Regions from separate parts of the Mus musculus genome. Here regions 2, 3, 4 and 5 are each linked to region 1. Evidence: chromatin loops called from intact Hi-C (ENCODE). Cell type or tissue: heart. All regions are shown on one strand. Links, peaks and the distances in the headings refer to the core of each region. The heading gives the core; the rest is flanking DNA.

Region 1 (6,394 bases), core at 417-5,416:
TATCCCAGAGATATGACTGAAAGCCACTGGGCCACCAAGCCCACAAGTCACCATAACAAATACAAGCATCTCTTTTCATCCCTACATCCCATTATCCTAACCATCAATTTTACAAGAGCAGATTCTAACAGCTAGTGGAGGAAAAATGCTACTTCCCCAAGAAGCAAAAGATATTAACAGGGGATTCCCTAGAACTGTAGTGAACTGCTATGTGGGTACTGGGAAATGAACTCGGGTCCTCTGCAAGAGCAGCAAGTGCTCTTAACCACTGAGCCATCTCTTCATTCCCAAGAGTCTTTTTGACTGTTACCCCCCCCCCCACCCCCCGCCCGGCCCCTGCCATCTTCTTAGGACCCCGACTTCTGCAGCCACTACTCTACCCTCTGCTTCTAAGTTGAGTTGCTTTAAATTCCAGACAGAAGTGAGAACACACTGTGTCTACTGTGCCTGACTCATATCACTGGCGTGATGTTGCCCAGTTACTTTAATATTCTCAACGAATGACTGAACTCCCTTCTTTCCAAGGTTAGGCAGTAATCCATCATGCAGGTGTGGCACATTTGCTCTGCCCATTGTGTGCCAAGTGAATACCTCTGCTGCTCCCATTTCTTGCCTTTGTGAGACCAGTGCACCAATGGACTTGGGAGCACAGACATCTCATTAAAGGAGTCATTTCAGATTCCATGGGTAAACTTCGGATCGTCATTGATTACTCTTACTTGCATCGCTCTATTGGAGGAGTTGTACCTGTAGTTTTCATCAGTGGGTTTTATCTTTCAATGTCATTTCCCACTGGATAGCATGACTCTGTGGTGTAGTTATCTCTTCTAAATTGAAACATTTCTGCCTAGAGGGTGATGGGGGAGGCCCATGAGACGTGATGACCTAATGCAGCTTGCAAGGCTCAAGATGATGATGAACATGGGCTGGAGAGATGGCTTATCGGTTCAGAGCACTGACTGCTCTTGCAAAGGACCTGGGTTCAGTTCCCAGGACCGACACGCCTGCTCACACTGTCAGTAACTCCAGTCTCTGGGATTCTGGTGTCCTCTTCTGGCCACCAGTAGGCACTGCCTACCCATGGTCCAAATAAAGACAAGCAGGTGACACACAAAATAAAACTGAATGTGGTTTAAAATAAAGGCAACTCATCAAACTCAGGACTTGGGAAATTCGGAAAATTCTGAGATTTACAAGACTGCCCCCACTTCCCAAGAATATACAGGCTGTAAATGATTACTGGGGCAGAGGAGACTCTCCTATCTTCCATGGAGCTGCCTCCAAGTTGGGAAGGGACCTTTAAGGATGCAGCTTTTTGGAGTCCTTAACTGCTGTCTTCATCATTCATGGAAGTAACGCACCCTTGTTCCTGAAGTAACCACAATAAACCCACCGTTTCACTGCACTAGACTTGGGTGGAATACTTGCCTTGGTCAGTCATCTATGCTCTGTATGATATGTTCTGTGTGTTTTGTCTGATCCAGGAAGTAAGCAAAAATGAGGGTACAAAGAAAACACGGAAAGACATGGAATGTCTAGCTAGGGCCACACTTGCCCACTGAGGTGCAGGGAGAGGAAGAACAGCAGTGGTGTAAAGTGACAGCAGGATCCTACCTCTAGTATCCTCACTCGTGCAGGCAAACACTCTTGGGGAGACCCCAAAATGGCCAGGATGTGAGGCCAATGCTTGTTCTGACCCTGCTCCTGTAACAGAGAAGACCTTATGATACAGACTTGAGCTCCATCCCAGAGATAGCTGGCGGAGTGCAGAAGAGAGTCCAGGAGAAGTGACATGAAAAGTCACATCATGGCATTTAAAAGATTAATTCAAGGCCACTTAGAGAAATGACTGCCGAGCAACCAGAATGGTGACAGCTGAGACCTGGGCACAGGGATATGGAAATCCCACAGGATTTGGGGATCCTAGTGCTCTGGGAAACTGCGACATCAGGAGAGGTTAGAAAGGTATTGAAGGGCAGGCTAGCCCCAGTGCCAGGAGCCATTAGGCGATGTGGCTAGTCTAGACCAAGATGTGTGCCAAGTGTAAAACGCCTTCCAGATTTTGGAGACTCAGTGGGAAGAGAGAAAGTTAAATATTTTTATATTGTTTGCCTGTAGAGATGATAATATTTGGGATATATTTAGCTCAATAAAATATACTGTTAAAATTAATGTCACCTGTTTGTTTTTACTATGTGAAAGTGGCTACCAGTTGATGGCTGGTATTTGGTCTCCACAGGCCACACTGGGCCTATTGGTGGCAGGGGTTGGGGGAGCATCCAGTGAGACCATAAAGGGATGAAGGCTTAGCCTGGGATAAGAGAGACACCAGACTTTCTGCCCAGAGGAGGGTTTAGGAAGAGGGAGCTGGGGTTAAGGAAGGATATTTCAAGCCAGTGGAACTTTCTAAATCAGAAACAGGGCAGGAAGGTGAGTGAGCTCTTCAGAAGAGAAAAACATCCAGCAGGTCAAACTTGCATTGCTGCACAGTGAACAAAATCCAACAAAACCAAACCACGGGATCCCATTACATCCCTCTGTGGCTCATCCCTACTTCTCTACCCCCTACCCCCGCCCTCCTCACCACCAGTTAATCACAGAACCTAGCCTTCCTGCAGGATGTAAAACACAAAGCCAGAAAGATCACTTTCAGGGCACAGGAAAGTAAAGAGGAAGTGCTCAGGAGAAGGCTTTGCTCCTCTTGTTAAAGAGCCAAGAGAAAAACTGAAGCCCATGGGCCCACAGGCAGCAATTCCCAACAGTGTGGTCCTTTGTGCCTTCCTTCAAGCCGGCTGACAGGAAGGGCTGTTACCATGGAAATGGTCCCAGCCAGGAAGCACAGTGGAGCAAACACAGACAGTCTCAGGGCTTGCTCTGTCCACAGAGCCGACCAGTTGGTAAATATTACACCAGGCGCATACCAGAGACACAGAGCAAACAGTTTGTCATCTGGGAGCTGCACTGGCCTGGCTCCAGGGGGAGTGTTACGCTGGGAAAGTGCAACGCTTGGATCCCATATTACCAGGGCATTGCCCAATGGGAGAGAGAGCCATCGTAAGATGTAGGGGGAGGACTGTATTATACTTGTGCTCTCATAGTATGTAACCTTGTAGGCACTGGTACCTGAAGAGACATTAAGTCATTCTGACAAAGAAACAGGAAGTCGGTACCTTTCTGTTCAGTTTACTTACCTTCACCAGCGTTGGATGCCCTTGAGAGAGCCCAGGTTCAGCTCCCAGCACCCACTGGCAGTTCCCAGCAGTCTTTAACTCTAGTTCCAGGGTATTTGATGCCCTCTTCTGGTCTCAATGGAGTACTGCATATACATGATGCAAGTTTATACATGTAGGTAAAATACTCATATGTGTAAATTCATATATATATGTATATATATATATATGATATATATGATATATATATCATCTTTTAATAAACCCATCTTGTATACATCACAGGGTCAATGTGAGCATTTAACAGCTAAGGAATGAAATTAATATGATCCGATATACAGTAGGTGCTCGGTGAACATTACTTTCACTTTCTACTGCAGTAAACCCACATGTGCAGTACTTCCCTTCTGCACACAAGTATAGAACACCATCTTGCTTACTATTCATTGCTCTTAACTGCTCTTAACCTATTTTTCACAGTGCTTGGAATTGAATCTGCAGCTTCAAGCTGAGTCATGCTGTCTGCCCATGCGCTCTCATTTCAGGTAATACTACATCTCATGAAGAAAATCAAAGCTACCCTGACTTCCCCAGCACAGATGACTGGTTAAACTACCAGCTGATAAACCACTCCCCCCCCTTAAGCCACATCTTCTGCGTCCTCTGCCTATAGAATTGACAGTCTAGGTATAGACATGCCAGTCACTGGGGTTCCTCTAGCCAGAAGTCACTGCTCTAGTCTGGCAAGGTGTCCTTTGTTCTTGGAAAGTTTAATATCCAATGCCATAGGTATCAAAATATGTCCTCCTGACCCCTAGCCTGAGGTGACTAATACAAAAGCAGGTTCCTGGGCCTAGTTCTAAATCGGCTCAATCAGATCATCAGGGGACAGAGGCCAGGCACCTACATCTTCAGTGTCATTTTCAGAAGATATCTATGCCCAGACTTTCAAGAACTCAATTCTCTGAATCATTCCTGCTTTTTTTAAATCTTGGGTGCTTTATCCACTTGTTGTTTGTTTGTTTGTTTGTTTGTTTGTTTGTTTTTGGCTGGTTGGTTGGGTTGGGTTCTTGATTTTTTGAGATAAAGTCTCACTAAGTTGCCCGGGTAGGCCTTGAACTTACCACCTTCCTGTCTCAACCTTCTTTCCAGATAACTGAGATCAAGCCTGCCTTCTGCATTTCTTAAACTAATTCTGGGACTATCTGTGTCAGACTCTCTCCATGGAGGCTAGGTATGCAAGATGCAGGCATTACCTCATCTGAAGAGTGGTAGCCACTGGACTCAGAAATGGCAAGGAGAACAAGCCACAAAGGTGATTGCTAGACACACTAAGAGTGGAGAGCAGTTGGCCTGGTGAACTGTACTTCCTCTTGTGGTACACACATTTACAGCCTGGTGTAATTATCATTCTTACAGAGGTCAGGAGGACATATTTTGATACCTATGGAATAGGATAATAATAAACTTTCCAAGAACAAAGGACAGCTTGCTCATGACCTTGCCAGACTAGAGCAGTGACTTCTCGCTAGAGGAACCCCAATGACTGACAGGTTTACACCTAGATAATTATCATTTATTAGAGTTCACTCATCGGGGAAGGAGAGATCACTCAGTGATTATCAATACTTGGTCTGGCAAAAGAATAGGGTCCGGTTCCCAGCACCCACATGGCAGCTCACAACCATCTGTAATTCCAGTTCCAGGTGTTCTGCTGCCCTTTTCTAGTGGCAATTGCAGTTGCGTCCACACAGGCACACACAAACACACAACCACTCCCCAGACTCATGTGCAGACACATAACTTAAGACTCTTTTCAAAAGTCAGAATGCTGTGCATCGGCAGAGTTCAAGGCACTCTGGTAAACTTTGAGACTGGCTTTGGATTGTTTAATTGGACAATTTCCTATTAAAATTCTCCCATCCAAGTAAGCAAGAAATAACTAAAATAAGCACTTCCCTTTAGAGACCTGGAATGACTGTAGTATTTGGTGTTTCCTATAATTGGGAAATGTGTTTCTTTTTTTAAGCGTGCATTGCCTTCTGATGGAATGGGCAAATAACCAAATAGCCAAGTGTCTCTAACTCGAAGAATGAGGGGGTAAGGGGGAGTGAACCTGAAAGAGAAAACAATGGCAAAGCTTAGCTACTTGGTTTGTAACCAATTGTCCCCCCTGACTTGCTATGTCACCTCTTGAAGTACTAGGTCAGCCAAACAAAACAGAAATACAACACAGCCGTGACCGTGACAACCCTTGCCCAGGCTACCAATTTAGGATCCCTGCTTCAGTTGCTCCTTCCCTTATTCTAAAATGAACCAAGTATCTTAGTTCATGACCATTTCTAATCCAGAGGACCAAGTATGAACAAACTTAGCAAGCATAATCAAGTGGTAAGTGAGTGCCTGCCCTGTGCCTGGGGCTAGGGCTGGGGCTGGGGCTGGGGCTGGGGCTGGGGCTGGGGCTGGGGCTGGGGCTGGGGCTGAGGCTGGTCCAATTGCTATGCTCAAGGAGGTGGAAGGAGGGAAGTAGAATCAGCTGAAGAATATCTAAGAGAGCTGGTGGATAGCGCTGTCTTGGCAGGAGCAACAACAGGCTAACTAGTATCAATAATCTGTGCTCTATACCTCCCGAAAAGAGCTCTGAAATAGCTTGTATTTTAAAAAGATCATAATGTTGCTAATAAAATAAATGCTGCATTAATGAATTCTCACAAGGAAAAGGAATTAAGAAATAAGATATACAGTGGAATAGAGAACCCAGAATCTATGAGTAGCAACAAACGTACCTAAGCTCTTCCTAGCAGCCAGGTAGAAAAAACACACTGTAAGATTCTTAGTTTCATACATAGACATTCTTTTAAATTTTTTTCTAAATGAAACGTTTTCAAAGACCATTTTCAATGAACTAGAATGTCTCCTAGTGATTCCAACAGAAAGATTTGATGTTTTCCTGAAGACTGTCAGGCTACTTCTTCTGTTTGGATGGACTGCAAGCCCCATGAGATGCTAGAAAGCTACATATCATAGTCAAGTGAAGGGGACACCTCAGCAGTGTGCTGCGATGGATGTGGGGACTCATTGTTTAGGCTTCAAACACTCTGATAGAGCCATCACCAACATCAACACTGGTCTCTGCTACACATCCCCAGGAGTGGAACAACTCCAGGGTTGTAGATAGCTTTCCAGGAAAAACAGAATGGAAACTCTCCAAGACCCAGAAAAAA
Region 2 (6,394 bases), core at 708-5,707, 570 kb after region 1:
TCTTAGCTGAACTCATCTATTTATAGGCAAGGAAATGAGAACTCAAGAAGAAAAGTGGCTTGTCCAGGAGCCAAGTTGCTAATTAGCATATGACTACACCAGGAATGAGCCTCTACAATCTTAGCCAGTATCTTTCCACCCAGGCACTTCCTCTGGAGAGAAACCTTGCCCCAGTGAGCAGCCACACTCTCATTCTCCTCCAATTCCTCAGATTACCAACAATCTACTTCCCGTGTCTCTCGGTGTGTCTATTCCGGACATTTTACATAAGTTATTTTGTAGAGCATGTGGCCTTTTGTGTCTGGCTTCTTTCACTTTGGGGTTCATCCACATTGTGGCTTGTATCAGGACTTCATTCCTTTTCATGATTGAGTTCCATTCAAGTAGTTTTCATCTTTTGGGTATGATGAACAGTGCTACTGTGAACATTCACATACAAATTTTTATACAAATATGTTTTCATGCCCCAGGGGCAGACACCCAGGAGAGGTGCTACTGAGACACATGGTAGCCTGGTCCACTGAAGAGCAACCAGATGGCTTTCCACAGTGACAGAACCACCCACATACACAACCTGTCCCTGACACTGGTGCAAGGTTCCCTGATTTCCACATCTGCATCCCTGCTTCTTCCTGCCAGCCTTTGTTATCGTGGTCCTTCTGGTGGCTTGTGAAGCACTATTGAGCTATGGTTTTTGTTTACATTTCCTTCATCCTTAGTGATGCCACGCAGACTGCTCTGTATTTACAGACCACCTAGACAGGGTCCTAAGGATTGTCTATTCAGATGTTAAAGAGATGGCTCAAGAGGTAAGATCAGTGGCTGTTCTAGAGGACCCAGGTTTGATTCCCAGCACCCACATGGTGGTTCACAACTGCTTATAACTGCAGTTCCAGGGAATATGAATCCTCTTCTAGTCTCTGAGGGCACCAGGTATACAAGTGGGGTGTATATATGCATGTTGACAAAACACCCATAGACATAAAATATTAAAAAAAGAAATGTCTATTCAACTTTATTTATTGCCCATTTTGGTATGACATCTTTGTCTGGATTTTGGGTCTTCCTCAATTTCAAAAATTATACCAGGACATGCACACACACACACACACACACACACACACACACACACACACTTTTATATGCTTCCCTGTTTACCCAGGTTCTATTGGGTTTTGTTCCCATCCAGTCTGTAATTTCTAACGGATCCTATAATCATAGAGTTAGGCCCATGGAAGAGCAGATAAACATCAGACACAGTGGCTGGCATATAGAAGAACTCTGCAAATGTTTCCTGGTGCTGGGGAATAGATGGATATAGAGATTCAGCAAGAAGATTATAGCTTTTGAAGAAGAAAGGAGAGTTAGAAGTCACAGATGTGTCCTGCCCTTCAAAACTCTCTGGCCATAGCAGACATCATTAACCGATCTCAGCACCTTTTCAGCTAAGCCTTGATATAGCTTCAGAATCCTCAATAGAGCATCCTGGGCAGCCGTTATCAATTTATCAGAGCCAACATGAGCAATGAGACGTATTTATCAGATTTAACAACTGAAACTCAGGGATCAGTGTTAATGTAGCATTTAAAACCCCAGCTCAGAGGTGGCAGAGAGGGCTCAGTGGGTGAAGTGGTGGCTGTGTGTGCATAAAGACCTGTTTGGATCCCTGACATCCATGTGGAAACTAAATGTAGGTCTGTAACCCCAGAGCTGGCGGAGGGGCAGAGACAGGAGACTCCTGGGGGCTTGATGGACAGCCAGTCTAGCCAATGAACTACAGGTTCAGAGACAGACCCTGTCTCAAACAGGAAGGCAGAGTGCAATAGAGGAAGGTATTTGATGTCACCCTCTGGTCTCTACATAGACACAAGACGGTGAGGACCACATCTGCATACGATTGTGCATACACTTGCATACAATGTACGCAAGTAAACAAACGAATAAACCCCAGGCTCCAAATCTTGAGCTCCCTCCACCATGCCTACAAAAAGCCTTGCAGCACCCATACACAGTGATTCTGAAGCTATGGTCTTTGACACAGCAATGGCAATTTCACAACAGACTTGTGACGGCTTTAAATGTTAACCTGACAACCCAGAATTGCCCAGGAAGAGAGTGTCAATGAGGAACTGTCTACATTGGGTTGGATTCTGGACACGCCTAGAGGAGATTGTCTTAACTGAGTGACGTGAGATGGGAAGACCCACCCTGAATGTGGTGACACCACCTCATTGGCTGGGTCCTGAACTTTGTTAAGTGAATCAAGCTAGCTTAGCATAAGCGAGCAATTGTGTGAGCACATGTGTTCCATCCTCTCTGCCCTTGATTGTGGATGTGATATGAGAAACCGTTTTCAGGACCTGCTCCCTGGATATCTCTGCTGTCGTAGACTGTAAGTGTGAGTTAAAGTAACTCTTTCTCCACTAAGTTGCTTTTTGTCAGGATGTTTTATCCCAGCCACACAAATGGAACCAGGCCAGGCTCCTTCATCCTTCATGCGAAGGAGGAGCGGCTGAGAGCACCGCTCTCCTCTCCGTGCTTTGCCCCATTCCTCTCACTCACCTTCTCCTTCATCTTCTCAATCTTCTTCACGGAGCTGCGGCGCTGGGGTCTGTCCTCGTGCCGGAGCAGGTTCATGCTTAGCTCTCCTGACTTGTTAAACTGTTTCTCCTCCTGCTTCTCAGCCTCCTTCAGCTTGCTTTCTGCACTGATGCTCTCTGCATGGTACATGTGGTAGGTTTTCATGACCTGAGGACAATGCGTACAAGAAACCAATAGGCCATTATGGCTCAGCACGGTACATTCTGTGGTCCCTGGCCCCACCCCAAGGGCCACAGAACTCTTGCTTTCCCATTACACATTCACCTTAGCCTCTTTACTTCTGCACAGAGTCCCTTAGGGCTGGAAATGAAGATGCTCCTCAGGTGAAACAGCTTTATCGTGAGTGACATCATTATCACCCTCATCATCATTATCATCATCACATCACTGAGGCCCTACTAAGTGTCAAGCATGAGCTAATAAACAAAAAATTAAGAAGAGCCACGACAACCTACAAGTGATATGGTAAGCCAGGCTCTTGCTGGCCATCCTCTCTAGTCCTGCCAGACGTGATCCGTGTATCCTTCTTCCTTATCTCCACCCTGAAGTCAATGGAAAAGCCCTAAAATGGGCTTTGCACACGGCCCTGTTACATAACCTAATAGATACTCTGCGGTCCCTGGAATACATTCAACCTTAGCTATACAAAGAATTCCAACAAAGCAAATTGCACTCTGCTGCTCAGCTTCTATTACAAAACAGGATATGATTATAACAGGGGGAATTCTGAGCCTGAAGTTGCATCCTGAAACCTTTCCAAGCTTACAAAGCATCCTATGAATGAGACACGTAGCCAGCGCTTCCTCTCAGATCTTGATGGAGACTCCTCTGCAGCCCACCCGACAGGGCTCACTTTAGTAGTTTCCCCCAGGGCTTTGAGAACCCACTTCTCACTGATCTCATCCACTCCAGTATGCCAGTTCCAGGACACTCTTTGTAAACCCCACAGCCCAGAAAATATTGTCAGTGGTACGTGTTTGACATCTAGTGGCCAGAAGGAATGAGTGCAGCCTTCCAGGTGAGCGACAAGGTCCTGTTGTTCCCAGGGTCTTTAGGCTGTGGTTCACAGCAAGCATTGAAGATAGTCAAGAGTTGGTAGCACCTACTGCAGTTGTCCCTTCAGATGCTCCACGATCCCTCTCTGCTCAGAGGCATTCAGCTTCTGCTGCTTGTATCTACACACACACACACACACACACACACACACACACACACACCTCCTGGGTTCAGTGAAGATTGCTACATCAACTTTTCTACTTCAGCTTTCCAAGTCTGTTTATCTCAGCATCAACCTATCATCCTCACTGGGTAATGCATTGGGGTGGGAGAAGCATTTCTACATGTGTCTAGATCAATGGTTCTCAATCCCTGGGTGTCAAACCCTTTGGGTACAATCTTTTCACAGGGACCACCTATTACATATCATGTATTTGCATAATAATAACAGTGTCAAAATTACAGTTATGAAGTATCAATGAAAATAATTTGATGGTGGGGGGCCACCACAACACGAGGAACTGTATTAACGGGTCACAGTACTGGAAAGGTTGAGAAACGCCATGCTGGATCTTCTGCTCAGCCATCCACATGTGCATCTGTCTAACTGCACCAGGGCAGCATCCCAGATGGGTGTTCCGCTTCCCATGTTTTCCACCTGCCTCGGTTTCTTCCTCCCACCCCACCCACCCCCTGCCATTACCTCAATTTTTCACACACACACCCTTGAGCCACACAATGCTCCTCCTATGCCCTACAAGCCAAACTTCCCAGGATCCTTCCTGGGCTGTTCTAAAACTCCCATGCATGAAGAATAAAACCCGAGAACCTGGGGCTCAACTGTCTATGATCCCATTGATGGCTGGTCCCAAAGATAACAGGGAACCCAACTGCACATGGTGACATGGCAGACAGCTGCCACTGAAGAGTGTATTTAGAGGCCTCTCAGAAATGAGTTGATTTATGCCGGAACCCTCAATTGTTGCCTTTATTTAATTACAGTTATCCTTTGGTATTCATGAAGGGCTGGTTCTCAGTCTGCCTCATGGATGCCAAAATCTGCAAATGTTCAAGTCTCTTATATAAACAGTACCACAACTGCACAAAGCCTAAGTGTGTCCTTCTGTAGGCTTTAAGTCCTCTCTAGGTCACGTACAATATTTAATGGAATGCAAATGTTATGTAAGTAGATTACTGAGTATGTAGTAGTTACTGAGAATAATTGTAAGAAGAAAGTCTGTTCATGCTCAGTGTAGACTTTTCTTTCTGAATATTTCCACAGGTGCAAAACAGACAGATACCCAGAACCAACTGGACCTGAAACACAGACTTCAGTAGGGTAAGAATTTAGTTCAATAGCCTACAAGAGTCTACTTGATGTTCCAGTTCAGGACATGTAAAGTTGTATTTAAGCTTGCCTGGTACTTCAAAGTTTACAAGCATCTTTCTATCATCTGCATCCATTGAAGGAGCATTTCAAGCCATCCTTAGTACACTCTTGGAGACAGTGGGACATCAGTTTAAACAGCAATGTCACATAAGGCTTACTGAGCACCTCCTACATGATGAACCTTGATCTAAGCACCCACATCCACCACAGTATTTCTCATTAATAACAAACAAACAAACAAACAAAAAAACAAAAAAAAACAAACCAAAACAAACCAAACAAAAAACAAAAACCATGAAAAGGCACCTGTGAACTCTGATTTATAGGGAGGACCTAAAAACACTTCAGTCATCTTCCTTGAGGTCAAAACACTAGCATTGCTGGAGTCAAGGTTCAAAGCCAAGATGTCCGACCCCACTGTGGGAGTCTAATGAGCACAGGATTGTAGGTCCCTCTTACTATGCTTTTTCCACCATGCAAAGGGATGACAGAATCCTAAAGTCCATAGGACTTCAGAAGAACTTGGATTCCCAACTATCCTATAACATCCTTGGTGTCTATGGAGAGGATGGGTGTCTTCATGCTCTCCTAGTGTCATTTGGACGGGAGGATGTATAGGTACTTTATAAACAGATGTGCATAGTGACTGGCCTTCAGAAGCTATACACTAGGGTGGGGCATATGTCCTTTTTTGCAAAAGGCAAAAAAATCTCCTAACTGAAAACATCCAGGAAATCTAGGACACAATGAGAAGAAGAAACCTAAAGATAATAGGTATAGAAGACAGTGAAGATTCCAAACTTAAAGGGCCAGTAAATAACTTCAACAGAATTATAGAAGAAAACTTCCCTAACCTAAAGAAAGAGATGCCCATAAACATACAAGAAGCCTACAGAACTTCAAATAGACTGGAATAGAAAAGAAATTTCTCCCACCACATAATAATCAAAACACCAAACGCACTAAACAAAGAAAGAATATTAAAAGCAGTAAGGGAAAAAGGTCAAGTAACATACAAAGGCAGAACTATCAGAATTACACCAGACTTCTCACCAGAGACTATGAAAGCCAGAAGATCCTGGGCAGATGTCATATAGAACCTAAGAGAACACAAATGCCAGCCCAGGCTACTATACCCAGGAAAACTCTCAATTACCATAGACAAAGAAACCAAGATATTCCATGACAAACCAAATTTACACAATATCTTTCCATAAATCCAGCCCTACAAAGGATAATAGATGGAAAATACCAACACAAGGAGAGAAATTACACCCTAGACAAAAACAAGCAAATAATCTTTCAACAAATCCAAAAGAAGATAGCCACACAAACATAATTCCACCTGTAACAATAAAAATAACAGTAAGTAACAATCACTTTTCCTTAATATCTCTTAACATCAAT
Region 3 (6,394 bases), core at 954-5,953, 63 kb after region 1:
AGGAGAGAGAGGAAGAGGAAAAGGGGGGAGGAGGAGAAAGAGGAGGAGAATGAGAACAAGAAGATCAAGAAGTGGTATAGTGTTGGTGTTGGTGATGGTAGTGGTGGTGGTAGTGGTGGGTATCTCAAAGCTCTAGTGAAGCTGAGATACAGTGGCCGCATTCCCTCCTCGTAACTGAACAGACACAAGCTTTAATTTGGCAGCCATAAAAGTCCATGGCTATGGGGCTTCCTTTACTGCATAGGTCTGCAGAAGGATTTAAAGGATAGGAATTGGAATCTGGAGCTGGGATGGGGACAGGTTCTACAGGACAGCAGGGATCTCTTGTCTGCCCATGGTAAGCAATTCTCTAGATATTAGAAGACAGAGCACCCAAGACAGTAGCTTAGTGCTCTGTCCTGAGAAGGTGTGGCATCTGCATCCTTAAATGTTCCTGGAGCCAGAGGTAAAGATAAGGAGAAGAGAAAGGCTGAAACTACACAGTGTGAGGTTAATGCAACTACCAGGATGTCCAGAACAATGCTTTCTCAAGACAAGGAAAATGAAAAGTGGCTGGGACAGGAGTGGCCAGTGACATCACTGGGAAGGTCTCTGCCCAGGCTGAAAGGGATAAAGCCTGCCTTTGTTACACCTCCTGGCTTCTGTTCTCATTGCTCTGAAACATGAAAGCTTCTGGCATGATGTCTCTCTTTAGCGCTGTTGTCCTGAGGATCTGCTACTGAGAGAGCTGCTCATGGGAACACTTCCATCCAGGGCCACACTTCTGCTGAAATGTTAGTGAAGTTCTAAGATTTCACACACAACCCACCTTGGAAGTTAGAACAAAATGGACGAAGTGTGCCTGTTCTGTTGGTCTCGCCTGTCCTGATTGGTGTTAATAAAAAGTCAGAATCCGCCGGGTGTGGTGGTGCACACCTTTAATCCCAGCAATCAGGAGGCAGAGGCAGGCGGATTTTTGAGTTTGAGGCCAGCCTGGTCTACAAAGTGAGTTCCAGGACAGCCAGGCCTATACAGAGGAACCCTGTCTCGAAAAACCAAAAAAAAAAAAAAAAAAAAAAAAAAAAAAAAAAGTCAGAATCCCAGTAAGGGAGATCACTTGGTAAAATGCTAACCTAGCAAACATGAAGACCTAGACTCAGTCCCCCAAACCTATGTAAACCAAACCTGGTGAGGCATGAGATTATGGCATGCTCATAATCCCAGCACTGGGGAGACAAAGACAGGTGGATCTCTTGGAGCTCACTAGCCAGCTAGCCTAATCTACCAGACAGGGTCCAGGTCAGTGAGAGACCTTATCAATGGTGGCTGGGACTTACGATGGCCAATGATGTCCTCTGGCCTCTTCATACACACACACACACACACACACACACACACACACTCAGAACTAGATCTCCAGGTCTTTATTCGTCCATCCATCCAACCATTCATCTATCCAACTAATGTGCTCTGAGCTTCCCTTATATGCTTGATGGTTGTAGTCAAAGGTACAAAAACAAAAGTCAAAGTTAGCCAAACTAATTGTAGCAGACACCTATGAGAAAGAAATATAGGAAGGTCACCAATGGAAAACCTTCTCCAGGAGTCTGGAAAGGGAATCATGGTTTGGGGCAGAAGGGACTGGCGATGATTTGCGACTCCGGAAGAGCACGACAGGTTAAATACTCAGCAATAGGAAGTCTCTGATTAGAAGACTGAAGGATATACTTTAAGATCTATATTGGATCTCCTGCAGGCAATCTTTCACTTTCACCCACTGGAATCCCAGTTTCTGGCAGGAGATTTTGCCCATGTGGGTTGTAGAAAGGCCTCCTCACCTCATGACAGGTGAAGCAGGATTGTTCTGGATAAAAAGGTACCTGTTCTGTATTCTCTTGTGGCAGGGGAGTCGAAGTCGGGAAAGCAGTCTCCGAGAGCAACGTGAGCTCCGGAGCAAACAGCCTGGCCAACTTACAGAAACCATTGTTAGATGTTTCATGGATACTTCATTCCAAGGGTGAGAAACAGATAGATTTTGCTCATCCAGACTTGCAAGACTTAATTACTAATTTTCACAGTCTATCCTTTACAGTCTCGTGCTCCAACCCCTGGGGCCAGTTCCGATCTCACCGTTTTAGACTAAACAAGTCCTATCGAAGAGCACACCTTTGATCACCTGACTATCTCTCCTCGTTTTCTCAGTTGGAACCATAAAAATAATTTTGAAGCTATAATATGGGAACGGCTCCCTGGGTATGGATATTTGCTGCTGCCAAGCCTGATGACCAGAGTTTGATGCTGGGAGCCCACTTGGTGGAAGGAGAGAATTGATGTCCACAAGTTATTCTCTGACCTCCACACACATGCACTCTCTCTCTCTCTCTCTCTCTCTCTCTCTCTCTCTCTCTCTCTCACACACACACACACACACACACACACAGAGAGAGAGAGAGAGAGAGAGAGAGAGAGAGAGAGAAAGAATATTGTTTTCTTCCTCTGAGAAGTTTAAAAGTTATTTTTAAAAAAGATATTTTAAATTTTTAAAAAAATTTTTGTGGCTATTGTTTTTAACAAATGATAATGTACTAGAGTCTTTTCTCTCTGGTTACTAGAGACCTTAGCCAGGTTAGGGTCAGTTGAGGCTTCTGGAGACCACCTGCCCCCGCGCACCCCCCTGGGACAAGGGGGAAGAGGTGGGCAGAGAGCACTGCTCAGCATTTATTTTTGGACCCAGCTCTCTAAAAATACCTTGGCTCTCCTATTTGCTCTCTCTTTTGACCTGAATGGATCTGCCTGGGTCTCCTCTGCCCCTCCCTCTGCTCCTTGCCCTTTAAAGGAGAAGGGCGTGGGGAGGGATTCCTGCCGCCTAGGGGACAGCTGTGAGCCCGAGGTGGCAGGGCAGCCGGCTAAGCTGACGTCAGGGTAGAGTTTAGCCAAGTTCTCAGCCTCCCTGCAGAGGCCACCCTAAGGGAGGGATGCAGCTTTTTGCTCTGATTGGCTGGCCTGGAGTGGGTGTCCACGCGCATTGGCTGGTCACTTTTTAGAGGGAGTCCCGCTCTCCAATTAAAGCGGGCAGCGGCGCGGCTCTGAGCACAGAGCCGCCGGCTGCACACAGGCAAAGGAACCTGAACTTGGCCATTCAGCAGCGCTGTCCAGGCTGCGCGCTCCCTCTGGCCCCTGCCTGAGAAGCCAGGTGCTGTTTCTGCACCGCCAGGATGGCAAAAGTGGCTAAGGACCTCAACCCTGGAGTGCAAAAGGTGAGCGAGACCCCTCTGTATTCCTGTATCCTTCAGATCCCACTGCTCTCAGACGCACTGAGTACCTAGGGACACTTTAATGGTTGCATCAAATCCACAGAAAGCACAGAAAACAGAATAGGTGACAATACTTATTTGAGGTGACAGGTTGACCCCTCTCCAAATTGCCCTTAAAGCCATTGTTAAGAAAGTATTTGCACTGTGCCGTAGTTCTTTATTGATGCTGATTAAAGGTGAACTAAAGTTAAAATTTAGAGGGAGGGAATAGACGCTTATTTGTGGTCATGGGAAACGTCTTGGCTTTCCCTTGCCTGTACCCTCCAACCCCCTGATGTGCCTTTAGTGAAGGTTGGGGGACTGTGATGCAGCCCCTCCCCCTTCGCTAGCCTCCCAGAGTTGTGTGGTTTCCCCAGCACACAGAATAGTTTCTTTTGGTGCAGTTGGCAATAGCAGCCATTCTAGCTCAGGGGAACTAATTTCTGTCCCCAGAGTCTGCACGTTTCCCTTTCAAGAAGGGCTGGCCCAGAGCCCAGAAGGTCACGGGTAAATTGCTGCAGGCGGGGCCAGCAGCTGTGCCTACAGCTCTAAACTGGCTGCCTGCTTACCTGAGGTACACTGAAAGCAGAAGACTGGGCTATGAGAAGACGTAGGGGACAGGAAAGCAGCAATGGCTTCCCAGATGGGGAAATAAGAGGCATGGGTGAAAGAGAGGTGGCTTGCAGGGGACAGAGATGTTCAAACCCTGGCCCTTGGTCTGGCACATTTTAGCTGTACAACAGCGATAAACTCAAATCCTTAGCCGCTCTTTCCCTATCTAGAATGTAAGGAGGAGAGACAGCCAGTACTTTTAACAGCAATCTTGATAATGTAGGCTAACATGCCCAAGCAGTAATTATTAAGCTATTCTCTCAGAGTATTCAATCTTGCAGGGCAAAGTTCTCCTTTGCTGACATTTGGTGGGAGGTAGAAAAGCAAAGGAGAGAAAAAGAGACCGTAGAGCTCAGGGAGAATGGAGGTGGGAGAGGGGAAGCCCCAGACCTCCTGCCCTCCCACTCCTGAGCCTAGTGATTCCTTCTGCACATGGCATCCAATCAGACTTAGTCTGGGCATCTCCCTGATGCATTCACCAGACTATTTGCAGAATCAAGTGTCATCTCTCATCCAGAATTCACAGAGCACTGAGACCTGAGTGTGGGGGATACCTGCTAGTCTCTAATTATATATGGACTTCACTTTTCCTGCTCTCTTTCCCCATGTGTTTGAGGTCAATGATTTGCAAGTGTGTTGCTATAAGCCGGTTGACATCCTAGAATGTGAGATGAAGTCTATAAAGATCCCTCCCCTTCATCAAGAGCCCAGGCCACACTTAGAGAAAGCTTTGCTTTTATTGTCCCTTGCATAGGAGGGTGTGATTCTCTGGATTAGAGATGGAACATGTTCCTCTTCATGTCACCGTCTGTTGCCAACTTCCTTGGCTTGCGAAGGTTTTATTTTCCATTTAGATCCAATTACAGGCTTAGAGAAAGAATGAAGTGGGTAAAGATGAAAGGGTGGGTATCTTTTACCTCTTGGAATTTTAACCATTGGGGAAGATCAGCAAGGGGGTGGATTAACCAATGTCTTCACCCTAAAGAGTGGAGGGAAGAGAAGGGAACCCAAGAGGGCCTTGCGAAATGGCTCAGCGCTGACAAATACTGTGTCCTATCAAGATCCGAAAAGAGTTTATTGCATATTTACTTTAAAAATCAGCAGTCAGGGGTGGGTTATAACATTTGGCTTCAGAGAGCATAATTGCACTTAGACATTCTAAATCAGTTTCAGACTGCAAAAGACCTATTTACAAAATGTGAAAGGGCTTAACATGGATTTCATAGTGTCCCCATTGCCCTGTCCCCCACGAGTTGGGAGGGGTGGGAATCCCCAGCAGCTGGGAAGTCATAAAACGGTCTTCAAGAAAAAGTATAAAATCCCAAACTGGAGTGGCCTCGGAGATCATGTGACTGTCAGCCTCTCTCTGTGGGTTGCATGCTCTTGTCCACAGGGGCAGCGGGTGGGGAACAGTCCCAAGCCACTGACTGCTCTTGAGCCATCCCTGGCTTTTCTCTTGGGAAAGGAGATTGTTCTCCAGGACAGGCATGTCCCTGAGCATAGTGAAATTGCCAACGTTCTTTGGCAACAAAGAAGACCAAATGCCTGTAACTAGGTGGAACCAATCACCAGGACAAATTTGTCCTTCAGGTGATTATTAATTTTTTTTTTACTGCCACGGGCTTTGGCATCAGATCTGAGTTCAAATCCCAGCTCCACCACTTGCTATCCAGACACTAGGGCAAGGAAACTAACTTCTGTTTTGGTGTCCTGGAAGCTTCTGAAAACTGAAAGGCAATAGTGGCGTTAACTTCTCATGGTGTCTGGGGTACTCAGCAAGATGATGTATATTAAAAGCTCAGCATATGATCACTTGGTGAAAATCAGCCCTTAGTGGTACTAGGAAAGTGTTTTCCACATAATCCTAAGGGCTTGGGTTCAACCTTTAGCACCCACATAAAGAGCCGTGACACATATGTGCAATCTTGACCCTGAGACAGATCCCTAGGACTTATTCGACATCCAGTCTAACTTACTTGATGACTTCCAATGAGAGACCCTGTTTCAAAAACACAAAGTATATAGCCCTGGAGGAAAAATACCCAAGGTTGGCCTTAGGCTATCACAGGCACTTACACACACACACACACACACACACACACACACACACACACACACACACACAAGTGAACATGCATATATACTGCACACACATAACATACACACAGAGGCAAACATACACACCAAGGTACACAAAATCAGCCATTAGTATGCTTGGTGATTATATACAATTTGATGGTATATGGATACAGAAAATACACGCTTTAGTTTTACTGTCCCAAGTAAATAGAAACCAATTTGCATTCGGCTATGCCCAAGCTAGTTGTGCCCAGCACCCCTTAATAAGCGGAGGCAAAGAGCAATGGCGTTGCTTTCATTCTCACCCAACACATAGGAAGTATGTTTATGTAGAATCAGGTCTTTCCTTCTGAACTTGGATGGTCAGTCAGTAAGGAGTACACACACACACACACACACACCACACAAGGGAGAGAGAGAGAGAGAGAGTT
Region 4 (6,394 bases), core at 928-5,927, 77 kb after region 1:
CTCCTGTGGTAGAGATAGAAGTTCAACTAAATAGCAAGTTTGAGGTCCAGCTGGGCTACATGAAACCCTGCCTCAAAGACAAAGTAAAACACTATTTTTTTCCTAACCTCCATGGCCAGAACCTTCAATGCAGAATGAAGTGGGCAGTGATGAGAATATTTTTTCCTCTTGAATAAATCTGGTTTTGTGTTTGTTTGTTTGTTTGTTTGTTTGTTAGCATCTCTAATCCTTCAATAGTTCTTCCTTCTCTTGAGCTAGAATCTCTTTCTCTGCAGCTTTTCCACAGTAGCTCTCTTTGCTTCCATGGTCAGCTCAAAACTGAATAGGCAGCTGTTTCCTAAAAGTCCATTTCCAGTTCTACTGCCAAGTCTTCCACAATGGTAAGGTGAAAAGATGAGGCTTCCATTTCCAGGATCACTTCCCAGTTCTCGGAGCCCTAGCATAAGTCCTCAGCTGAGGGAGATGGGCCCCAGACTTCCTTTAAGCTTGGTCCAGAGACCACTTTTGTGAGTCGTGTCATTTCTCTGTGTGGGAAGGATATTCTTTCCATCTATCATCACGTGCTGATATACCATCTACAATCCTGTTCCTGGAAAAAGCTAGACAGAGGACCATAAGTGCTAGTGACTTACTAAGAGAAAACCTCCCACACTCTTGGGTAATACTTAAGAAAACTCAGCACTGCTGTTCCCAGTTTAACAAAAAGGTGGGGAAGCTAGGAACACAAAACCTGAGAAGACTGAGGGGTTGGTGTGTGTGTGTGCGCGCGCGCACGTGTGTGTGTGTGTGTGTGTGTGTGTGTGTGTGTATGTGTGTGTGTGTGTGTGTGTGTGTGTGTGTGTGTGTGTGTGTGTGTGTACATGTGTATGCACACATAGGGCCGTGAGCACTCTCTCCACTTCCCCAGTGCTGAGAAGCACATACCGCCAAGCCCAGCTTTTTTATGTGCGTACTAGGAATCAAATCTTCATGCTTTCACAGTAAACATCATCCCAACTAAGCCATTTCCCAAGTCCCTGGTCAACATATTTCTTAATTGCAGAGTGGTCATGGTTTATTGCCATCTGAAATGCTTAGAACAGTGACATCGTGATCCAGATAGTGCCTCTGTGACTTCTCATCTGGAGGGAGTATGTATAAATAAATGAGAGAGCTGTCTGTCAAGATTACCTTGCTCTCACTAAAAGACACCACCAAGAGGTGAGAGATAGTCTACAAAGAGAAAGCTTTCCAAGTGTTCTACACATAGATGCTTTTGACAAAACGTTGTATCCAGAATATATAGATTTCTTCCACAAACTGATTCCTAGTGGCCAACTTTAAAAAAGAGTTTTACTTAAGCATGTTTATGGGTAGCTGCGCATCAGTGTTGTGCCATACACATGCAGATGCTTGCAAAGACCAGAAGAGGGCATCATAGTTCCTGGTTCTGGGGTTCCAAATAGTTGGGGAGTTACCATGTAGGTGCTGAGAACTGAGCCTGGGTCCTCTGCAATAGCAACAAGTACTCTAAATCACTAAGCCATATCTCCAGTCCCTAAAAACAAAGGCTGGACCAGGTACTTCACAAAAGTAGAGGCCTAAATAGCTTGTATGTGCAGATGGGGTTGATATCATTATTTCTAAAAGAAATACAAAGTAAAAGCATAATGTGATTGTGTTGAATACTCGGTGGAATGCTGAAATTAAGGCAGACATTACCAAGTCTGGGAAAGAAGTGGAGCAACTAGAAGTCACGTGATATAGCTGGGACGACTATAAAATGATACAACTAGAAGCTACTGGTAACTTCTGGTGGGGTTTAATATCTATCTACTCTATAAAGGTTTTACTCTTATGTATGTGTCCAAGAGAAAGGACCATGGGTATCCACCATAAACACTGAGACAAACGTGTATGGAATGATTTTTATCTACAACAGCCCTTGATTGTAGGCAACTCAAATCCTCATCAACATGAGAATGGATACTTAGATAACAGAAGCTAAGCAGTTTTTTTTTAATTTAATGTATGCAAAACCTGGGTCATCTTAAACATTTTGAATAGAGAAATGAAGAAGCAAAATTATAAAATACCATAGAATTTCTCCTGTATAATGTTCTGAACAGAGTGGAAAGAAGTCTACAAAGATAGAAGACAGACTAGTAGCTATCTTTCTAAAACGTGGTTATTGCCAAGAAAGGAGCACATGGGAACTTCATGGAATGCAGGGTTTCTGTATTTTATCTGATAGTGGTCCTAAGGAATACACATATAAAGTAATCAAGTGAATACTTGAGATTTTTGAATATTTTTAAACTCGAAAGCCAGGCACATCTGCAATCACTGTGATCCTTTTGGAAGGTGGGTGTTGCTAGTCTAGCAAATGCAGCAGTGAACAGCAGGAGGCTCTGTCTCAAACAAAGTGAAAGGTGAAGATCAATGCACAAGGCTGCCCCCCTGACATCCACATGGACACCGTGGCAAACACATGGGCACACACGGGCACGTATACCATGCACCCAGGCAACAACGTGGGGAAGCGCTGTATAAATTTTACTTGGAAGTTCTGCTAAAGGTTTGAAGAGACAGTATTTAAGAATAAGGAAGATGGGTCTGTGAACAGATGATCAGGGGACAGTGGGGCTGAAGGCTACGTTCTTGTAACAGCCTGGTGGATGCTACGTTAAAGAAGAAGTCTGTCTCAAGGAGCTGCTGCTGGAGCTTTGAAAGCTCCCTTCTATTATTAGTCCAGAATTACCATTTCTCTGATGGTCCCTCTTCAGTCATGTACCTGGCAGTATCCAGCCTCCTCTGAATGATCTGCCACTGGTTCTCCAAACGGAACTCTCTTGCGCACACCCCTACTTGCAGAGAGGGCCTTCTTCTCCATTCACCCATCTTCCATGAGGCCTGCAATTCAGAACAGGCCCTTTGTCTTCTGAACTCCTAGCACCCATCTGCTTTCCTACTGAGCTCATGTGTTACCTTCAGAGTGGTCCAGGGACATCTGCCATTGTTGTCTTGCATGCTTTATTTCCTGCACCACAATATCCTGTTTGCACGGAAATCCTCTGCCTGGCCTCATTCCGCTCGGCGCGCTCCCTGTTATGGAAGCGCACAGGAAGGGCGTGGCAGTGTGGTGGGTGGAGCAAGCAGGAAGTAAGAGAAAGCTGCGGACGAATGGGGTAAGGGAAGGGCAGCTTTGCTCCATCTCTAGACAGACACAGTTATTCCTGAGAGGAGGAGAAGAAGGAAAATAGAACATGGGGGTGGATGGTTGATACAGATGTGGAAGAGAGAAAAAAGGCCACTCCCTTCTCTTCCATCCATGGGGCCCCATGTGGCTGTGCTGTTGACTCATAGGCCTTTACATTGATGAGCCAAAACCAGAGCCAGTAAAGGAGTGAGATGCAGGAGTAGAGGGAGACAGACACCTTGATGTCTGCCCTCGATGGTACCCAAGAGACGTCTTAAGACCTAAAGAAAGATAAAGTGAGAGGCACTCTAAACCAGACTCAGATTATCTTCCCTCAAGCTTATCTTCCAAAGCAATCGCTGCAGGATACAGATGAGCCACACCTTGATATAGTTCTGGTTTCCAAGGAACCAACCCGGACCTTCCTGTGAATCCAGCAGCCGCCATTCTCCAGCCAAAGTTCCCCTGAGAACAAACCAGGGGTTTCCATAGGCTGGGGAGACAGTTGGCCCTGGTCTCCAAACAACAGCAGTCACATCTCAGAAGATCCTGCCCTCCTGAGGGGGTGACTGAAAGTTGAAATTGAGGCCAAACTGCTTCTAGCTCAGACCCATATCTAGTTTAATTTTCTAGCCCTTGATGAATATTTATACCAAAATAGGCCAGTGGAAAACTTCCATCTGTGAGAATTTGTGGACGTTTGTCTCTCTGTAACCACCTTGACCAAGCTTAGGGAAACATTAGAATCACTGCCAATTGCAGAGTCTTTGAAGTGCACGAGATGTTAAGAAGGCTCTGGACCATAGTATTTCTTCTTATCGTGAGTTGGCATTACATCCTAAAAGAAAAAAACCTTAGTATCAATGCTGCGGCTTAGTGCTTTATAACTTTAGCCAAGCTTTCAATACCACACTGACCATGGTGAATAGTATTTTTAAAGCATGGATAACTCTATTAAAATTTTTGCTGGGTGAAATTGCTCTGTTCGTTGATGGGTTTTAAATATTACTTTAAAAAGTCTGGGGTGCGGAGATCACTCATCTGGTGCAGTGCAAGAATGCGAGCCTGAGTTCCATCCACAGAGCCCATGGTTTTTACAAAAACCAGGCATGTTGGCATGCTCCTATAATCCCCATACCAGGTAGGCAAAAAAACCAGCTGCACCTCTGGAGATTACTGACCAGTTAGCCTAGGCTACTTGGAAAGTTGGGGACTAATGAGAGACCCCATCTCAAACATAAGGTGGACAGTACTTGAGAAATGACACTGTAAGGTATCCTCTGTGCTCTCTCTCTTTCTCCCTCTCCTTCTATCCCCCATCCTTTTCCCCTCCCCCCTCTCTCACACACACCTACACATTCATAAACACCCATCACACACACATACCAAAAAACTTTAAATACTACAAGTAATTACTTTTATTGTTGTATTTTTTTCTACAATTTGTACTTAGGGCCTCCCATAATCTAGGCAAGAGCCCTCTTCTCTTTGCTGGTAAAGAAATGTCACCAAAGCATCTTCTTGGTTTATTATCGACCACCTCCTATTCCTCAGAGCCCAGGTGGCCTCCTCTCCATGTGAAAGGCTGAACTAGAGCCCTTGTTCTTGCATAAAGTCTATTGACCTCTCTTGTGCAGCATAGGCACCAGGCCATAGTTTCCCTTATTTTTACAAACACCTGCTTTTACAGGGGGTAATCTAAGGCTCAGAGGATGAAATAGTTGCTTCAGTTGCAGACTCAATCATTGATGAAGGTTAAGGATAGGATACTTAACCCTATGTCTTCCCTCCTTTCCTACTGTGTTTCAACATTATGAAGTCTAGGTCATGAATTTGGTCATAGGTGGAATTCAGTCAATACACAGATATGAACACTGGCCAGAGCCTACCTCCCTTTTCAGATCTCAAATCCTTCTGAGTCTATCAGGGAGAAAAATCTCCTTCCAGTACTAAAATATCTGACTTCTCAAACACTTGTCCCGATTCATGTTAAAGTCATAGTGCACAAACCCAAAGTGTTCAGAAGGTAATTTCATATCATCAGAACTTAACATAGTCGTTTCATTATTTACTGTATTATTAAAAGATTTATCTATATCTATTTTTAAATGTTTGTGTATTTGAGTATTTGTCTACCTGCATATCTGAATGCCATTACATGTTTGGTACTCACCAAGGGCCAGGAAAGAGAGTTGGGTTCCCAAGAAGTAGAGGTACAGATGTTTGCAAGCCACCATGTAGGTTCTAGGAACCAAACTCAGGTCGTCTAAAAGAGTAGGCAGTGCTCTTCACCACTGAACCTGCTCTCCAGCTCCCATTTGCTATGTCTATAGCTGCTTTCTATTTTAAATACACTTCATGAGTAAAGTTATTTTTCATGAAACAAGTTTTCAAAAAGTGATTTGTGTAACTATAAATAAGTAGATAGTCACACAGATGGTATGTAGAATACAAAGTCCACAAAGAAGGAAGACAGGGTTCTGTAAACAGCTGATGTTTGATTTCTCCCTGATCTCCAAAACACTTTGTGTTTTCCAAAGCATCTTACATGTATTATCATGTGTAATTCTTAACATCCACCCCATAGAGCTGATAAAGACTATAATTCACTTTTAAAGATGAAAAGAACTGGGGATTAGCTCAGTAGTAGAGTTCCATGACTGTCATGTACGGATGGTCCTAGGTTTTATTCTCAACACTATTACACAAAACATATAATAAAGCATAATATGGTGGTGCAGGCCTGTAATCCCAGCATCCAGGAGGTGAAGAGGGCCTGAAGTCCAGGGTCACCTGCAGCTACAGAGCCAGTCTGTGATATATGAGATCCTGTGTCCAAATATATGAAAGTATAATTAAAATGGAAAAACCTGAGACTGAAAGGATCAGCAAGTGCTTGCCAGAGTTACATAGGTGGCATGAATAGTGTCCAGGGTTTATGTTCAATGCCATAAGCCCCAACGTGCACAGAACTTCTCCAGCACCCTGTGAGCAACTGACAGCAAGAATGGATAAAGAGATATTCCAAAGTGACGTGCCAAGACCAGCAATGCCAGAGAAAGTCTGCACAGCTTAACAAACCCATGGATTGGCCTGGGGTTTCACAATTTCCCGGTACTTGTATATATTCTATTTCATGGAAAAGCCTGGAACAGAGTCTCACTACAGAAATGTGCTCTGCTCTTCCCTCTCCCGTGAGTCACTTATCAGAAGACA
Region 5 (6,394 bases), core at 486-5,485, 95 kb after region 1:
CTGACACGCTGAAGAACAACTGTCTTACATCACTGTTTCTCAACCAAACAGAAGCCAGCAGTCACACTGAAGCGCAAGTCCAGATCAGTCCTTAAAACTAATCCCCTCCTGGAAGGAAGGTTAAATAGCCCCCTCATTAGAAGATCGCTTCTGCTCAGGCCTGCTGGGTTACTTACGAAATGCTTCCTCGAGGATGCCTTGTTTCCAGGCCTCTGGGGATACCTGACATACTCCAACAATAAAGCCTTATTCTCGAATTAAGTAAACTTGGAATCACTCAAATATTAAGTGTGGAAAGATTGCTGTATTTTAACTGGTATGATTCAAGGAGGGGAGGAGGTGCATGCCAGAACGGATACAGGACAACAGCTTTACGGAGCAAAGCCCTCTCTACGGAGCATGGCCCCCAAATTAGAGAGGTGGTTAGTGCTCTGAGCTATCTCAGCTCTCACACTTAGCAGAGAGATCTGTAATCTTAACCCTGGAGGGGCTAAGGCAGGAGGATCTCAGGTCTGGGGCCAGACTAGATCACATGGTAAGACCCACTTCGGTGAGGGAGGGGATAACATGATTCTAGTACTAATCTGACGCAAAGATAAACACCCTTTCCTCTGAACACTTGCCACTAGACTGTCCCCTCCTGTGCATCTGAAAAAGAAAGCAGGTTTGTAACTGTACTGTTAACAGTCGTCACCAGGCGAGGCGGGTGGAGCTAGCCATCACTGCAGGGAGATTTGGCTGCTTGAGAAAGACATTGTGAGGGAATCACTGTGCTGACCTAACACTGGCAATGAGGGTAGGTTCACTCACAAGCTACACCAGGTCCCCCGCAACACTTGCATACCTTTTAAAACCACACCAAACAGAGGGCTATAGAAAAGTCACTAAAATTCTTACCTTACAAGCATTAGAGCCTGAGTTTTGTCCCCAGACCCCGCATAAACAAAAGCCAGTGTGGTGTGAGATATATATATATAGTAACACCCAGAGCTGGAGAGGTAGAAACAGGCAGATACCCTGGGTTCACTAGTCAGACAACTCAGCTTGCTTTGTTAGTTCAGGACAGGGTAAGATCTTTTCAAACAAACAATGTGGATTATGCCTGAGGTGAGACAATATCCATCCTGGTACATACATAGACACACATACACACACACACACACACACACACACACACACACACACACACACACACACACCAGAGTGAGCCAGAAATGTCCCCAGAGCACACTCGGATGACCACACCACAGAATCTATTCTACCATTTGCTCTTCCCACTGTCAGGGCTCTCTTCTCTCCACTTTCTGTCTATTCAGTCTGCACAGTCTACATCCCCAGGTGACCTACTTCGTCCTCCCATAAGGGTTTATTAACAGACACCCTCTTCCATACTTCTGACATTCATGTCCAAATCATAGCAGTTAGCATAGCTAGACTTGCAGTCTGGCTCCCTGGCCCAGCCCTTGCTGTTACTCAGCAGTAGTTTGCAAAATTGAGTGAAATGTATGAGCTTCCCTCTCTATGGCCCCTGGCTTGTGTATCCTTTAGGGCACTCAGAGTCTAATGTTAAAGCCCCCATGCATGGCACAGAGTAGGCGGTAATTAAATGCTGTGGCATCATCCATGCCTTTGTTAAAATGAGGGGCTTTACATTCCTTTACATTTCTAGCAGGGTTAGCCCTGCTTCTGAGGAGACAGTACACACCTCTGTGCAGTCTTCTCTTCCCCAGGAGAAAGCAAGGTTAAGTTTCTCAACCTGCAGATCCATCACTGACCCACCACCTCTCCAATTCTAATGTAATACATTTCTGAGAATTCTGTTAAAGGGCAGTCTAATGAAAAGGAGTCAGGGTCAGACTTTGGGGTTCTTGAATTTCTTGTGTACTTGTGTGTAAGGTTGCTGGTTCAAGAACCCCGTGAGAACTACTGGATCTAACCACAGCATCCATAGCAGCAACAAAACCAGCCCTGTGTGTTGCCCTGCCTCCAAAGGAAATTTCAAATGCTTAAGAGATTATTTTTGGTCCATGAGCAAAATATTTAAGTCTTTCTCAGAGTCATAAATGTCTGGGAGCCTGTTCCTTTGTATGTGCCCGTAGTGTTGGTCCAGTCACATCCTACCAATAAATCAGAAGGCAATGAGGGAGAAGAGGCACTCTGGAAGATTCCGTTCTAGTGATAGATAGATTAAGGAATGAGTGAAGGTGTGGAGAAGAGCAGATGACCCCTCATAGAAGTCTTTCCAGACAGCTCTGGCATTTGGAGACAGCCCTGGAGCCTGGCAGTGAGCCCCAGTTGAGCTTTTATTAGGAAGGGCCCCACCCTTCAACACTTGCCGCCGATGGCCCCATTCCCGGATGTTCTTCTCTGTTCCCAGTAAACAGTGAGTGGCAGCATATTGATCAGGAGCCCTTTGAGCCCCCACACAGTCCCTTTGCTGTTATGCCAAGTCTCCCAGAGGTCAGTGTGAAGGAAAACACCCTCTCTCTGTCTCCTTTTCCAGATGTCCTTGGGCCAGCAGCAGTCCGCAAGAGGAGTGGCTTGTCTGCGGTGCAAGGGAATGTGCTCCGGCTTCGAGCCTCACTCGTGGAGGTAATGGATTTTGTCAAGGAGACTGTCTGCTTTTGTTTCTTGACTGTCCTTTCCAAAACTGTGGGTGGTTCTCTCTGCTGAGACGGTGTAGGATGCATGCTAGGAAGGGCAGCTGGGGAATGAACCTTCCTGCTTGTCCTAATCCAGGAATGAGCGGATGCTGTAAAGATCTTGAGGAGCGTAAGGAAAAATACTTTGCACTTCATAAACCATGTCAAGGTAGATGCTTTCTGGTCCAGCGCGGATTATACCCTTGTTTTGATTTGCTTTGTTGGTTGGTTGGTTTGTTTGTTTGTTTGTTTGTTTGTTTGTTTTCCTGTAACTAAACCTCTGACAGGAAGCAACTTAAGGGAGCAAGGGTTTCTTCTGGCTCACGTTTGGAGGAGATACTATCTGCATGGAAAGGAGGGGGATCCAGGGTGACAAGGATGCAGTTGGTACTCCTCAAATCTTAGTGGAACAGGATGCAGAGGCCAGATAGGAAGTAGAGCTGACCTATGAAAACCCCATGGCCCACTCCCATGGACCCGGTTCTTCCAGCAAGGCTCCTCCACTTAAAATTTCTATAACCATATAAAAGAGCTACCAGCTGGGACCAAGGATTCAAACCCATGAGCCTGTTGGAGATGTTTTTACATACAAGGCACAATAGATGTCGATGGGAAGATGCATTTGGGGGTGCCTTTAGGGAAGGATTGTCCCCTCTCTGATCTGAAGGTGGCCTTGTTCTTACCTCAGCAGCTTCTCTGGGGTGGGTTTTAACTTAGGCGTGGGTCCTAAAATGGAGGTCAAAGGTAGAGCTGGGGAGAGAGTTCTGTTGGTAAAGTGTTTGCCTTGCAAACATGAGAACTTGGTTTTCTTTCCCCAAACTCAAGTGTCTCTGAGGAGACAGAGACAAGAGAATCCCTAGGGCTTGCTGACTACCCAGGCTAGCCTTGGCAAATTCCAGCATAACCTTTGTCGCAACTGCTGGAGCAATGAGAGACCTTCTCTCAAATAACAAGGAAGACAGCACCTGAGAAATGACACCAAAAGTCGTCCTCTGACTTTACACACATGCTCTCTCCCTCTCTGTCTCTGTCTCTCTCTCTGTCTCTGTCTCTCTGTCTCTCTCTGTCTCTCTCTCTCTCTCTCTCTCTCTCTCTCTCTCTCTCTCTCTCTCTCTCTCTTACACACACACACACACACACACACAGAGTCAAAGGCATTCTGTCCACAGTACGTGAAGACCAGGACCTGTAATTCACATCTGTACATTAGGAGTGCCCGGTCCAACTAGATTTCCTGGATCTGCCTTTCCTTTTTTATCACCGAAGGCTCTGAAACAATGTTGAAGCTGCCAATCAACATAATGGCCCAGAAATCTTCACATCAGCCTCAGTGTGGATGTTGGCTCTAGAACTATGCAGGGCGCAACCTGGTGACTGCCGCTGCCACCACGGACTGGAAGGATATACTCCACAGAATGCAATAGTAAACCAAGAGCTTTTGTTCTTAGTGCCTTACTATTGCTTGAGCATTTAATACGGATCAAAATTCCCCAGGTGACCCCTAAGATGCTGACATCTATGAGATTGCAGTTGAAAAATATCTGCCATACATTAGCCCTTATCTCAAAAGAAATCAGCCTACTTAATAATGAGCAATTGCTTCTATCTTGAAATAGTGAAGCAATATTATACATTAGATAGTATTTCCTTTTTGCAAATATGTACAAGTACAGTGAGTGACTGGGATGAATTTACTAAATGGCATGGTGTGACCTTAGGCTTAAAGGAAACATAGCCTCTAGCTCTTAAATATCTGCACTACCGTGGGTTGTGAGCTTTTGAAGCTCTGCCCCATTCCTTGACTCCATTTCCTGACATACCTCAGCCTCAGAGGAGCACACGTGTTCTTCCACATGGAAGGGACCCAGCAAGTCAAACAACCCAGGCCTTTATCCACTAAGAAACTTCCTCCCTCACTTGCTCCCAGCAGCAAGGTTCATCTATTCCTTTTTTAACCATTTGAGCAGACTGTGTGGCCTTGAAGGAAGTTAACTTAGTCATCATGTCAGCTCTACTGGTCCTAATCTTTCTTCCATCAGAGTCCCAGACAATATTGAGGGGTCTCTTTAACTCTCTGTGGACAGCTAGATAGTCTCTGTACCTGAGACAGAGGGTAAGTGTTCCCTCGCAAGGCTCAGTCTTGGGCTGCTGCTGCCCAGCACATTAAAAGGGTCCTCTAGTGTATGTGCTTGGTTTGTCTGGTTGTTTATGGAGACAGAACAAGTCTGTCCCCATCCCTCATGCTTCCTTGGAGCAGAAGTCTCTTGGTGTTGTTTTAAGCCTTATGTTTCCTTATCACCGAGCCCGTGGTTTTTAAACCAAGTGAATTTCTTGAGCAGCATATATTGTATTTGGAGGTCTAACCTAGAACATGCCATCTTGCACTTGGCCATACTAGGAGCTTAAATCCAACCCAGGTTGATACAGTGATGTCGCAGCATCTCAACGGGGGTGGGGAGTAAACTTTCTACACAGCTTCATGTCCCAGTTTTCACAGTAGGTAATTGAAAATATTGTATTTTTACAATTGTAAAGCAACAGAAGCAACTCTAGAAGAAGAAGAAATGTGGGAGGGGGGCTCACAGTTCTAGAAGGTATGCAGTCCATCTTGGTGGGAAAGGCATGACAGTGGGGGCATGAGGCTGGCCCATTGTATTGCATGGGCAGTCCAGAAGAGACAGCAATCAGGAAGTGGGACCATCTATAAAATATCAATGCCTTCCCTCCCCCCAGTGACACTCTTCCTTCAGCAAAGCTCTGCTCCCTAAAGTTTTATAATCTTCCACACATCACCATTAGCTGGAGTCAGTTGTCCAAACACATGAGCTGAGTTGAAGAAGGGTAGTTTATATTCGAATCCCAACAGATATTTAAATGACTGAACTTTAGTCAACCTGGTTTGAAGGGAAAGCCTGCAACTAGTAGACTTAACTAATACAGAACAGGATACAATTCCCAGTTATCCGAAAAGAGAGGAGAATTTGCCACTTTAATGGCACTTAGGTTCTTTTGGGGTGTGAATGTGTCCCTCACGATATGGGTACCTGACAAGAGTTAGGGTAGAGTGGCTTCCTCATCTATTGCAGTGCAGCAGTGTGCCCAGTGGTAAGAGCATGAATATGCTTGCAAGAGATCTCAAAGATTACATCCTCCTGTTTGTTAACATCTCCCCACCTCAAATGGTTAGCACTGCCATCAGTTTAGGCAGCATCCTGGGATCCCCCATTAACCAAAACAGCCCAGAACAACCTCCACATCCAGTGTCACCTGTGGGGTATAAGGAGATCAGACGGTCAAATGGATCAGAAAGGGCTTATAGCCAGACCTCTCCAGTGTCCCAACATACTAGGCTTTTCTGTCTGAGTCTGCTGTTGTCATCTCTCAAGTGAAAATGATTATCACAGTCCATCACCAACCTTGTAGCCTGCCTCTCAGAATGAATGAGATGCCCACTTATACATTACAGGAGACTCCTTTCTGTGAGACCAAAAAGAATCGACTTCTCAAGTACAGACTGCAATGCCCTTAAGGTCTTTCTCTCCTGTGGTGCTGGGATAAATCCTCTTCCCCATGGCAGCCCACCAATCTTGAACTCCAAGATGCAAGCACCCCAGATAACACTCTGCCCGTCAAGCCACACAAGAAGCAGCCTGAAACGAAACAAAAGTAGGGCTTATTTTAGCCTACCTTACCTCAATGTTTTCCAGACTTCAGACCACAGAACACCAGGCTCTCATCTGTGTCTGACCTCC

Evidence for each region. Hi-C counts contacts between places; a loop is a spot of excess contacts. Peaks named below come from ENCODE experiments on the same cell type or tissue, not always from the same donor. Only the 100,000 strongest peaks of a DNase experiment are listed, where the experiment ranks them.
Region 2: a loop joins it to region 1, with 3 times the contacts of the local background. A loop is called at or near these places in 2 of 42 quality-filtered maps.
Region 3: it touches region 1 in a loop (5-fold over the local background); 13 of 42 quality-filtered maps call a loop at or near these places.
Region 4: it touches region 1 in a loop (4-fold over the local background); 13 of 42 quality-filtered maps call a loop at or near these places.
Region 5: a loop joins it to region 1, with 4 times the contacts of the local background. A loop is called at or near these places in 3 of 42 quality-filtered maps.

Annotation. Positions count from the first base shown.
Region 1 is chr6:112,207,868-112,214,261 of GRCm38, forward strand. 1700054K19Rik (RIKEN cDNA 1700054K19 gene) reads left to right here and starts at 2,841. Exons shown (of 3, transcript NR_027865.1): 1 at 2,841-2,897; 2 at 3,651-3,715; 3 at 4,323-4,652. In heart, for the core only: CTCF peaks have their summits at 1,044 (motif pointing left) and 3,278 (motif pointing left); a DNase peak (open chromatin) is centred at 2,804; H3K27ac peaks cover 579 bases.
Region 2 is chr6:112,778,311-112,784,704 of GRCm38, forward strand. It overlaps Srgap3 (SLIT-ROBO Rho GTPase activating protein 3), which reads right to left. Exons shown (of 22, transcript NM_080448.4): 5 at 2,563-2,748. Among named protein-coding and RNA genes, the nearest start is that of Gm26799, 82 kb to the left of the region's middle. In heart, for the core only: a CTCF peak has its summit at 3,590 (motif pointing left); a DNase peak (open chromatin) is centred at 3,261.
Region 3 is chr6:112,270,737-112,277,130 of GRCm38, forward strand. Lmcd1 (LIM and cysteine-rich domains 1) reads left to right here and starts at 3,022. Exons shown (of 6, transcript NM_144799.2): 1 at 3,022-3,236. The coding sequence starts at 3,195. In heart, for the core only: a CTCF peak has its summit at 2,854; DNase peaks (open chromatin) are centred at 2,865 and 3,755; H3K4me3 peaks cover 1,799 bases; H3K27ac peaks cover 2,249 bases.
Region 4 is chr6:112,284,819-112,291,212 of GRCm38, forward strand. All of the region lies in intron 1 of Lmcd1 (LIM and cysteine-rich domains 1), which reads left to right. 5031434C07Rik (RIKEN cDNA 5031434C07 gene) reads right to left here and starts at 5,501. Exons shown (of 3, transcript NR_045987.1): 1 at 5,352-5,501; 2 at 2,968-4,016; 3 at 1,976-2,880. In heart, for the core only: no CTCF peak of the experiment used is centred there; DNase peaks (open chromatin) are centred at 3,073 and 3,623.
Region 5 is chr6:112,302,546-112,308,939 of GRCm38, forward strand. It overlaps Lmcd1 (LIM and cysteine-rich domains 1), which reads left to right. Exons shown (of 6, transcript NM_144799.2): 2 at 2,504-2,592. Among named protein-coding and RNA genes, the nearest start is that of 5031434C07Rik, 15 kb to the left of the region's middle. In heart, for the core only: no CTCF peak of the experiment used is centred there; a DNase peak (open chromatin) is centred at 2,416; H3K27ac peaks cover 535 bases.